2 separate regions of the Mus musculus genome follow, and region 1 is linked to region 2. A link is a contact called in ENCODE POLR2A ChIA-PET data. All regions are on one chromosome and are shown on one strand. The core of a region is the stretch at or near the end of the contact, and the rest is flanking DNA. Distances in the headings are between cores, read along the strand shown. Region 1 overlaps Tgfbr3 (transforming growth factor, beta receptor III). Region 2 overlaps Tgfbr3 (transforming growth factor, beta receptor III).

Region 1 (5,929 bases), core at 2,970-5,469, 150 kb before region 2:
ACAAAGTTGAAACATTTAAAATTTTTAGTGTGTATGTATGTGTGTGCGCATGCATGGACAAGCTCGGGTGTGTGCATGTGACCTCGGGTGTGGCTGTGTCGTGACATTCATGTGGAAGGTTAAAGAACAACTTCCATGCGTCGGCTCTCTCCTTTTATTCCAGGGATTAGATTCAGGTCTCTGGGTTTGTACAGCACGTGTACTTTTGCCTGCTGAGCCATTTTGCCCAGTCTATTCATTTCTAAGCCATTGGAAACTCGGGGATAACTTATTACTGAAGTTCAGGCCAGGTCAATTTTCCCTTTTTGATGTTTTGAGTAGTGGTTGCATACAGCCTAGGCTGGCCTGGAGCTTGCTACGTAGCAACAGATGATGTTGGACTTCTTGATCCTTCTGCCTCTGCCTCTGCAGTGCTGTGAGTTCAGGCATAAACCAGGATGCCTGCTTTATGTGGTACTGTGGAATGTAGGACTTTATGTGAGGTAAACAAGCATTCTACCAACAGAACCACACCCCACCCCACCCCCACTCTCCACCGTTGTAATTCCACTCACTGTATCAGTCCCTGTGAGCTCTCTCAGCCAGTAAGTACTGACTACTGACAACCCAAGTTCAATCCCTGAGACCCATGGTGGAAGAAGAGAACTGACTCAAGGTGTTCTCTGACTGTCTCGTGAGTGAGTGTAGTATCATGTACACACATGCTTGCACACATGCATGTACACATATGCACACACACAACATGCATACCACACACACATGCACATATACTTAAATGCATGCACACATATGCACACCACACATGTATGCACACATATACATGCACACACAGACACATACAACAAGCACACTGATAATAAATAAAATAAAAAATGTAAAAGATCTTGCTGGGCAGAGTTGAGCACACTTTTTAAAAACCTTTTTATCGATTCTTTGTGAGTTTCGCATACTGAACCCCAGTCCTGTTTATCTCCCTATCCCCTCATATCTGCCCTTCACTCTTGCAGTGTTCCCCGCCTCCAAATAAAAAACACATGCATAGAAGGCATCTCTTTGTGGAAACTGTAATCTGTGGCAGTGTGTCCTGAAGTACACCCCTCTGTCCACACATCCTTACTTGCAAATGTTCATTGCTATGAGTCGTTGGTGTGGTTCAAGGCATCTGTTTTCTGTGACGCCATCAATACTGGGTCCTCACCGAGACGCCTCTGGTTATCTTGTTGCTGCCCTGTGTCGTGGAGATCCTGCAGATTTGCATTTCACACATCTCAACAGCTCACAGATGATATAGATTTTTGGGTGGGCCAATTCAGAGCCCTGGATCTGGGCCTGGGTGGCAGCTGAGCCGGTTAAGTGTGGCAGCTCTTCCTTGTCTACACTGCAGGGGTAAGCTCCCCAGCACTGCTCTCCCTGGGCCACCTAGAGCCACCATCTGCAGGAGACAGAGTCAGCTAGCTCTCTTGCCCTCATGAGAACAAGATCTTCAAATGACCTGCAGGTCTGATTCCTGTCAGTATCAGGAGACATCACCACTCAGGTCTGTGTCCTTGCTGTGAAAAACTCCAGAATTTGTCCTCGTCAGGCTGCCTGTTCATCATAGCTGCCCCTGTGGTCCAGACTCAAGTCGTAGTTATAGTAAGTAGTGCTTTGTGTAGGGTCTGTGTCAGTATTTGCTGTCAGCACTGCCAGCCCCTGCCCTTCTGTTTCAGAGATGGAATGTTGGAGGTGAATGGCGGCCTGCTTGTAGAGCAGAGTAGTGGTGGTGGTCAGTGCAGTGATCATGGAAAAGATCTTGTCTCTAGTCCTGACCTTACTGTGTTATTCTGGGCAAGTGTTCATCTTGCCGTTTGGGGCCCCTCTTCACTCGTGAAGTCAAATGCTTCCAACTTCAAAAGTTACTTATGCTAATTTAAAACACTTTTCAAATTAATATAGATCAGTTGTATAAAGTATGGTTTCCTTTGTATGATTTAACATTATTGTTATTGTTATTATTATTATTGTTGTTGTTATTATTATTATTGCAGGCACATGTGTGCCACAATATGCCATGTCATTTCTCTGGTCCGAAATAATAGTTGTTTTGAAATAACCTTTATACATATTCATATAACATTCTTTGGTCGTAGTCACTCTCTAGCTAGCTGACTTTAAACAGTTATTTATTATATGTCAAGCTTTCAAGTATGTAAAGACTGCCTTTCTTTTCTTTTTTTTCTTTTTTTTCTTTTTTTTTGGTTTTTCGAGACAGGGTTTCTCTGTGTAACCCTGGCTGTCCTGGAACTCACTTTGTAGACCAGGCTGGCCTCGAACTCAGAAATCCGCCTGCCTCTGCCTCCCAAGTGCTGGGATTAAAGGCGTGTGCCACCACACCCGGCTTAAGACTGCCTTTCTTAACTGAGTAACTGAACAGTTACAAGTTAATTGTGAATTATGTCTCACTTTGAAAGGTGTCCTGTACTTAGCCATCTTAAGAATAGCTAGCACATTTTTTTCTTCCTGGCTACCAGACATCCATTTTGCCACATTTCCCTCTAAAAACAATGTTTTCCCTTCATTAAAACAAACAAACAAAATCTTCCGGGCCATCAAGATGGTCTAACAGTAAATGTGCTTGCTGTGCATAGCCTACACCTGATGACTGAGTTAGATTCTTAAACTGACTCAGAGCTGGAAGAGAAAGGACTTCACAAAGTTGTTTTCTGACATCTGCATGGGCTGCCCAATGCACATGTACACACATGTACATACATGTACATGGTGTCATACATGCCCCCATACACCCACACAAATGTACATAGACACATACATATACATACACAGATACACATACAGACACACACCACACACACAGATTGACAGATGCACACATACCACACACAGACAGAGACACACCACACACACAGAGGAACATACACACATGTACACACACAAATATATATAATATATTATATATAGAGACACATATACAACGATACACACAGACAAACACATACACACCACACACACACAGATGGATAAATATACACACACAAATATACATAGACACACACATATACATATACCAGATACACACACACACACACACACACCACACACACAAATTGACAGATGCTCACACACCACACACGGACAGAGACATACCACACACACACACACACACACACACACACACACACACACACGGAGGGACATACACACATCACACACACAAATATACACACACACACACACACAGATACACAGAGACAGACACACACCACACAGACGGACACACAAACACACACAGATAGACACAAACACGCACACACACACACATTCCTTCCTTAGTCTAGGCTTTTCTAAGTAGCTCCTTTGGAGCGTGGGTCTAGATTCGTGGTGCTGTCAAGGATTTGGTTGAGCAGGCTTTCCTCAGCTAATCCCTGTATTTACCCAAATGCTTTGCTGGTTCTCAGGAATGTGCAGCAGCCAGCTCTGATTAATGGTCTCAGAAGTAAACACAGCATGCTCCGAAATCAACAGACTTAGCAAGCGGCACATTCTTCTTTGTTTTTAACCTGTGAGTGCCCCCCCCCCCCTGTTTTCTTCTGCTAATTTGTGGTGCTAAAGGCTCCCATCCCCAGCAGTGGAGCACACTGCTGTGAAGCTTTGGGTGGCGAGCAAAGAGATCACTCTGCAGTCGCCTCCAGATTGTTCCAGGGTCTCAGTGGTTCTACTTACGCACTCACACAGCTCATGAGCCCAAAGAGATTTCATGATGTCAAGGCGGGTCAGCAGCTAAGTGACTATGACAGAACCTCACCTGAAAGAGGAGTTGGTGTTTTCTGGTTTTATTTCAGAGGTACACAATTATGGAGGCCTGGCTCCACCCAGCATTCAGCTGAGGGGCTGGATTCCTGAGTCATGCCACAGCTCTGGTCTGTAGTCTTGGCTGGACATCAGCCAGGTGGGACCCCTGGGATTCCCTTCCTGTCCTCCCAGGCCCTAGAACTCTGTCAGCACACTGGGGAGATTAGACAAAAAAAAAAAAAAAAAAACCCTCGCAGTTTGCTTTCTTTTCGAACACGTTCTCATAAAGAGGGGCTTCAGCTCAAAGAAGCTCCTTCTTTGTTCACCACAGCTGTGTGGAGTCTCAACTTGTCCTGCACTTCCTCGGAGATGTCTCGAGATCCGGAGTGAACTTGCTGTGGTTGCCTTTGGGCATCAAACTGTTTAGCTTGGCTCGATTATATAATAATTATATAATTGCCCAATATTCTTGTCAGCAATTTGCAGGCCGTATTTTTAATAGGGCCATTTGCCTTTCTTTCCATGGTTCCTTCAGGACTGGTGTAAGCTCCTGGATTATTGCAGCGCAGCCCCACAGGCCCTGCACAGATGTGAGCAGAGGTGACGCGCGCCCTGGGCTGCCTGTGGTTATTTGCTCCATAAAAATCCTCCTGTAAACCATCTTCTCAGTGCTCCTTATGGGTCTTTGCTTTAGTAAGATTTCTGTTGGTGTTCGTTGAAATGGTATATTCTTTCAGGGAGATTTCTCTTTATTAACCCGTTTAGGAAATCTAATTTTTGAAGAAAAAAACCTGGAAACAAACTCTCCAGCTTATTAACCCATTTAGGAAATCTAATTTTTGAAGAGGAAAAACGGGAGACAAACTCTCAGTGTTGTTGTCGAGTTCTTAAGCAAACAGACATTTCCATTTATCTGATGGTGAGAGAAAGGCGAGGCTTCCAGGGGTTAGCTGAAGTAAATTTCGTGGCTTTCAAATAAGTTTTCTAACTTGTCAGCATTGCTGGTAACTTTGTTCTCCCTTGACCTTGACTTCTTTCTCCCTGTGGCAATACACAAAACTTGTTGGGCAGGAGCTAAGAATTACATGAATGACCGACCACACTCCGATCTTTTCAGTTATCAGCAAGAAGACCTCAAAGAGAATGGGGTAGTGATCAAAATAGCTGATATTTTTTGATTGATAGCGTATTATATGTGTGGCACCTTATAAACCTGGGTGCGCGCTCTCTCTCTCTCTCTCTCTCTGTGCCTCTCTCTGTCTCTGTCTCTCTTTCTCCCTCTGCATCTCTGTCTCTCTCTCTCACACATACATATATATATTTCAACTGTCTCAAACAAAGCAACAACCTCCCCTCCCCCGATACACATATCAGTCACAAATCTCAGCTAGATGACGGCCACACCTTTAATTCCAGAACTCAGGGGTCAGAGGCAGGTGGATCTCTGTGAGTTTGTGGCCAGCCTGTTCTACAGAGTGAGTACAGACCTACCAGGACTACAGTGAGACCTTGCCTCAAACAAACCACACTCACACACAGACCCAGACACACACAGATCCAGACACACAGAGACCCACTACACACACACACACACACACACACACACGTAAAGCAACAGCAATACAACCTTGACAGAGCTCTAGACAGGAACCAGAAATGGTTAGAAAGAGGCTTCTGGATCACATGGCCCAGGACTGAGTTTTTCTGCAATGTGGCAGAGAGGCAGCAAAGCCCTTTCTCCTTTTTAATATTGGTGAAGAGGTGAAGAGTTGAAATATGAGTTTTGTTCTTTCTGTTCTTTTTTTGTTTTTTGTTGTTTTTTGTTTGTTTGTTTGTTTTTTGTTTTTTTCTCTCTGCAGATTGACTCTCAGTGCAATTGAAGTTGATCTTAGTGGTAACCTCGCCATGGTGAGGCTCAGTCTCTAAGAACTATTTCTGCTTGCTGGCTCTTGGAACTGCATGTCCAGTGTCCCTGACTGTGTACATTGTTACTGCTGATATGACAGGTGTCTGCCTGGCGTGTCTGTCACGGTCCTAAAAACTCCACACAGAACCAAAGATCTACTTGAGTGTGTTGGTACATTCCTGTGATGCTAGCCATTCAGGGAGGTTGAAACAGGAGGGACTTGAACCCAAGAAT
Region 2 (5,762 bases), core at 1,456-3,955:
ATCTAGTCTCACCATACCAGGGGCCAAGAGTAGAAAGAAACCTCTGCGCACACACTTGCTCCATCTCTCTTGTGCAAATTTAAGACCCTTGTCTAGGAATAACACCTCCCATACTGGACCGAGTCTTCCCACATCAATTAATTTAAGATAGTCCTCCCCTCCCCCAGACATGCTTCCACACCTCCATGTGGACAGCCCCTCAGTACAACTCTCCTCCGAGGTATTTCTGCCTTGTGTCACATGAGCAATCAAACACCACAGAGTCTCACTATGCAGCCCAAACTGATCCAAAGCCACCGTGTATCCAACCTGTCCCTTAACGAACAGTAATCCTGCTTCCGCCTTCCAGGGATTGGGGTTATAGGACGATACACTATGCCTGGCCCTCTGAATTGATTTTTTTTAAAGCGCTTTAATTTTCTTGGTAATTGTATCAAAATGTAGCACAAACGTTTCCTCATCGGGGGCCACCATGATCCTCACTTTAAGGGATCCATACAGTTATTGATCATTTAGGAATTGGACTTGGTCCAACTGAGCTTGTTAGCCCCGAGAACAAGCAACGATCTCTTTTCCCGATGTCAACCTTATTATTTGTTTTTAATTTAATAAGGCCAGCTTGCATAATTTTGGTCTAAACTCCACAAATTCTTTTTTGTCAGAGTTGTTTTGCTATGAATGAAAAGTGTGTCTTTATTGAATGAAGGAGCTGAAACGGAGAGACACTGAGCACAGACCATGTTTAAACTCTGAAGAGAAAGGTGGAGCCTGAACCACAGGTTCTTCACCCTTTTTCTAGGAAAGGCAGAGAGATAATACATTTGGTTTGGGACATATCCAGCCCTTGCCTCAAGTGCTCAGATCATAGGGCACTGTGCTTATGGAACAAACTTGAATTTCATGTAATTTTCACCTCATGCAATATTCTTCTTCTTTTGCTTTCTTTAAATAAATCATTTCAAATTGCAATTTCCCATCCCAGGCCACAGTGTCGGCACCCTGGTTTAAGCCCATCTCACTGTGGAGAGCAACAAGCCCTGTGTAACAGCAGTTACTAAGTAACAGTAGTTACTAAGGCAGGACTTCCCCAGCTGAGGGCAAGGACTTGCACTCCTCTGTAGCCTGGAGGCAAGAGTCAGAAATTGTGGCTCAGCCCTTGGCCCTGATGCTTCCCAGCTGTGATCTTGGGCAGGTCACAGGATATCAGAGTCTCAGACCACACTCATTTGTAAAGTAGTAATTGCAAATTCTTTCTCTGCCTGCCTCAACAGGGTTTAGCATCATATAAAACCTCTCGGATCTGTGGCCTTCTACGACTGCGAAGCTACAGAATTATTGACGCACCTAAACTTTTTGTCATCTTATTTCTTGTTTCCACCATTTTCCAAAAGGGTGTCAGCATTTTAAGCACCTGTCACCAGGCACCTCTAGAAGTCCAAGTCCCAGCTTCTCCTGAAGGCTGGACAAAAAGAAACGCTGGGAACCTCCACACTGCCTGGCACTCTAGCGTGTTAGGATGCAGCCCATGTAACAGGAAAGGGGGATGAGCAATGTGGAGAGACCAGGGCCAGCACAGCAGGAATTAGTTTATAAGTGTAATTGAATGAGCCTGTGCAAACCTTAAAGAAGGAGGAGCCACCAGCGTCAGGACCTGGGAAAGGAGAGGAGATACTATGTTTCATTGGAAGCAGACCGCACTTGTTTTTCTATGTATACAAAGGAGAGTCCCTGGGGGTCTCGGGAGTTCACTGTGAGGGGACCCAGTAGGAGAAAACATTTGGAATATGCTGAGAAGAGAATGAATCTGGTAACACCAATAGCGAAGCCAAACCTAACCGTGTGGTTAAGTAGAGAAGTTACAACAGCAGTAGATGGTGGTGGTGGTTGTTTTTATGAGACAGGGTCTCACTATGTGGTACTGGCTGTCCTGAAACCCTGGTCTCTATGTAGACCAGGCTTAGCCTCGAACACACCTGCCTCTACCTCCTGAGTGCTAGGATTAAAGACACCTGCCGCTATGCCCAGCTGAAAGCTGTAAATTATTAAGAGAATGTTTAAAAGCGGGAACAGTGTTGTGACTGTATTGGAGATGCACGGTTTTTGTCGGTATTGAACCCTTGTATAGATAATGAGATGAATACATGCGCGCAGTCAGACTCAGAGCCCTTAGATTCGGGTGCCTTTGGCTTTCCTTCTCTGTAATCTCTCATTAGCAAACTACAGTGCCTAACTTTTCTGAGATGGACTTTTGATATGTAAAGAGGAATACTGGTAGCGGTTTCACAAAGTATTTATTAAGATGGGGCTGGAGAGATGGCGCAGCAGTTAAGAGAGCTGGGTGCCCTTCTAGAGAACCAGAGGTTAGCACCCAGCACCCAAGTCAGGTGGCCCACAACTTATAATTCTAGCTCCAGGGAATCCAATACTAGCCTCCAGTAGCACCCCCATAGGATTACACACACACACACAAACAAATAGAAAAACGTCTGCTCTGCTGAGCCCGATGATCCCTTACGTCAGTGGAATGCATTGTGACTTATGCTTTTGTTTCAGAAAATGTTCCAAACATGAAGGAGTCCAGTCCGGTTCCTCCTCCTCCACGTAAGTCTTTATGCAACTATTTCCAGGCAAAGCCTCTGGCCTTTTCTAAGAATGTGCTGGTTCGGGAAGAAGTCGTGCCAAGCTGAGCTGATAAGGAGTACTGGGCAGTCCTGCCCACTTCCTCTTCCTTTCCTCTCATGCGTTCCTTTTCCCTTCCCCTGTCCTTCCTTCACCCCCCTCCCTTCCTATTCCTGCGGTCTCTACCTTCGCTGCATGAAAACCTTAATTTGCTGACCCACTGACACATGTAGCCAGAGTGGGAAGGCTACAGCCTCACTTTACCAAGTTAATTATTTGTGGGTTTTTTGTTTTTTCCCTGTCATCCAATCTGGAGTGTTTGCTTCAAATTCTGCCTGTGGTGGTTACCTGCTGAGAGGAACTCAGCACCACACATTCAAGACTATTTTTAGGTCAAGGGATGGAGAGAGCTAGGGAGAGTAAGAGCATACCGGTGTTCAGCACCATTGGTACAGGGCAATGAGTTGGGAGTCATGTAGGTGGTTATCATTTTGTATATTATTGAAGTGAGTTTCCATGGTTATCATTGGCACAGAAGCAGGACTCCACCTTGGCGTCTTGCCATCCACCCAGAGTTCTAGATGATATGTCCCTGTGAGGATAGTCTGTATTGTTTTCTTCCTGGAGACTCCCAGGACTTGTTCCCATTGCTGACCGCAAGACATACATAGTATTCTTTTCTTTAACTTTCTTTTTTTTTTCTTTTCTTTATTTTTTTAATTTTTATTTTTTGGTTTGTTGTTTTTTTGTTTTTTTTTCGAGACAGGGTTTCTCTGTGTGGCCCTGGCTATCCTGGAACTCACTCTGTAGACCAGGCTGGCCTCAAACTCAGAGATTCGCCCATCTCTGTCTCAAGAGTGCTTTATACAAATCACTCTTTATAGTACTTTTATAGAAAGCCCTTTTTATGTTCTTCTAAGTGACTTATTTCCAGGAGATTATGGAATAATGGAGAACCACAAACTCAGTAACAGACCCACTGGGCTTATTTTCATAAGTGACATCTCTGTCTTTGGAATTTCAGGATGTTTTTACTAAAAGACTTAGGAGCACGCTATCTTTGCATTTGTAGGCATAACCCTAACCCTGATGGTTCAGCACCTCTTTGTATCTGTCCCATGGACTAGATTAAGCTTCGTGGCCTGAAGGGTTGACCTGCCATTGTAACTTCCACCAGGCTCTTCCTGGTTTCTCGTTCTGTGTTCCTTCCCAGGACTGCCTCTCTGTCAGACTGACTCATCTTGTGTCACCTCCTGCCTCTGGTGGGTGGAGACACCCTCCTTATTCCAGAATGTAAATGAACACACCAGCAGGCATGCAGCTGGAAGAGCTTGGGTCCTTCGGGACGCCTTCCATAGGGCAATACTAAACAAAAGCCTTCGAATGGCTTTGGGTACTCAGGGGCCACCTTTGCCTATGGCTGAATCTTTTGTGTTGGTATGAGTTCAAAAGCGCAGAGGTTTCATTTCTAGAGCTTTCAGTTAGGGTTGCTTCTGAATGGAGTAAAAGAAGAAATTGTGACACGGAGAAAACTTGTACCTTCAATTTAAAAAAATTACACACACACTAACGTGTCTGTGTGTGTATGTGTGTGTATATATTAAGACAGACTTTTATCTTACCAAACACTTCTTTACAAACTAGTCCTAACTCAAAGATACTTAGTCTTGAATGAAAGAAAATATCCAATTTCTGAGAGCTGAAGTCAATTTCAAACAAACAAAAAAAAAAAACCAACTTTGCCAAGTAGAGGAACAATTAGTTCTTTTACATGTTTTGCTGACTGTAAAACTGACGTGGCACCCACGAGAAGTAATTTTCTTCACAGAAAGAGCAGAGTTGGAAAGGCGTCAAAGAGCAGGTTGTTTAGAGCGAGGCTGCTCATGAGGATTAAGGCTGGGGCTTACTGTGAACTCTGAGGTGTGTTCTAATGCACAAGAATAATTCATTCTGTTCTGTTCTCTTCCCCTCTCATCTTTCTGACTCTATAAGTGTTCTCAAAAACACTTCAGAGTCCGCTAAGGCTACGGTGAGCCTCATTGCTTACAACCACCCAAGGAAGAAGCAACAAGGCTGATTTTGATAGTGGGAAGTTTACTTTTTTTTAAAAGATGGGGTCTCACTGTGTAGCTTCGGTTGGCCTGGAGCTCACTGTATAGACGGGGCTGGTCGTGAACTCATCTTGATCTGCCTGCTCTGTATCCCGAGTGCCGGGACTAAGGCCGTGCACTCCTGGTTCTTTACCGTCTAAAGTATTGTAACTTGTGACTTTTCACGTTACCGAGGTTCTCAGACCACAGATTTAAAGTATCACGGCATTTATAAATCTTATTTTTTAAAATGACATTTTGGGGGGCTGGGGAGGTGGCTCAGTGATTAAGAGCACTTGTTGCTCTTGCAGATGACCCCAGTTGGGTCCCGAGCACCCTCACGGTGGCCCGTACCCATGCAGAACCCCAGTTCTAAGATAGGAGATTCAAGGGGCACACCCATGGTCCGTGGAGATTCAAGGGGCACACCCATGGTCCACTTAAGTGTATGCAGGCAAAAGAATCATACAAACAAAGTAAATTAAATAAGCTGGAAATTTTTTATTTAAAAAATCACTTTGCTCAGAATAAATTGCAAACAGAATATGTAAAAGCCCAATCAATCCATCTTTTCCTTTGTCAGCAGATTTGCCAGTAACAAAATATAGAGTTTACTGTAATTATTATCTCTGATCTTACTGTGACCGTGCTTGGGAAGTGAGAATGAAGCTGAAGTGTGAAACAGACAGCTTGACATCATGTATGTATCTCTTCCCCTCTTCTAGAGATTTTCCACGGCCTGGACACGCTCACCGTGATGGGCATTGCGTTTGCAGCATTTGTGATCGGAGCACTCCTGACGGGGGCCTTGTGGTATATCTACTCCCACACAGGTTAGTGACTACTCACTGGAAACTAGGGTGCATCTGGGCCACACAGGGCACCCGCCACACAATAGACACCAGAGTTTTTGTTGGACAGGTGATATAATAAGCAAAAGGAAGAGAATATCCATTTTCACTATTCTTATATTTATGTATTTTGTGTTTTAGGTCACGTAAAAATGTAACTTGGTCTAAGTGATGCCTAGAGAAAAAAAAATGTTTACCCTGC

The links. ChIA-PET counts read pairs that join two places held with the same protein, here RNA polymerase II (POLR2A).
Region 1: POLR2A ChIA-PET joins it to region 2 with 15 read pairs in Patski. The contact joins two enhancer-like sites. POLR2A ChIA-PET finds 5 or more read pairs at or near these places in 2 of 5 experiments (Patski and embryonic stem cell).

The regions. Positions count from the first base shown.
Region 1 is chr5:107,266,626-107,272,554 of GRCm38, reverse strand. All of the region lies in intron 1 of Tgfbr3 (transforming growth factor, beta receptor III), which reads left to right. Among named protein-coding and RNA genes, the nearest start is that of Tgfbr3, 20 kb to the left of the region's middle. Within about 2 kb of position 4,219, at least 1 of the 3 ENCODE cell types and tissues checked has a DNase peak (open chromatin) inside an H3K27ac peak, as active enhancers do.
Region 2 is chr5:107,118,199-107,123,960 of GRCm38, reverse strand. It overlaps Tgfbr3 (transforming growth factor, beta receptor III), which reads left to right. Exons shown (of 17, transcript NM_011578.4): 15 at 2,554-2,601; 16 at 5,435-5,542. Among named protein-coding and RNA genes, the nearest start is that of Gm42146, 27 kb to the right of the region's middle. Within about 2 kb of position 2,705, at least 1 of the 3 ENCODE cell types and tissues checked has a DNase peak (open chromatin) inside an H3K27ac peak, as active enhancers do.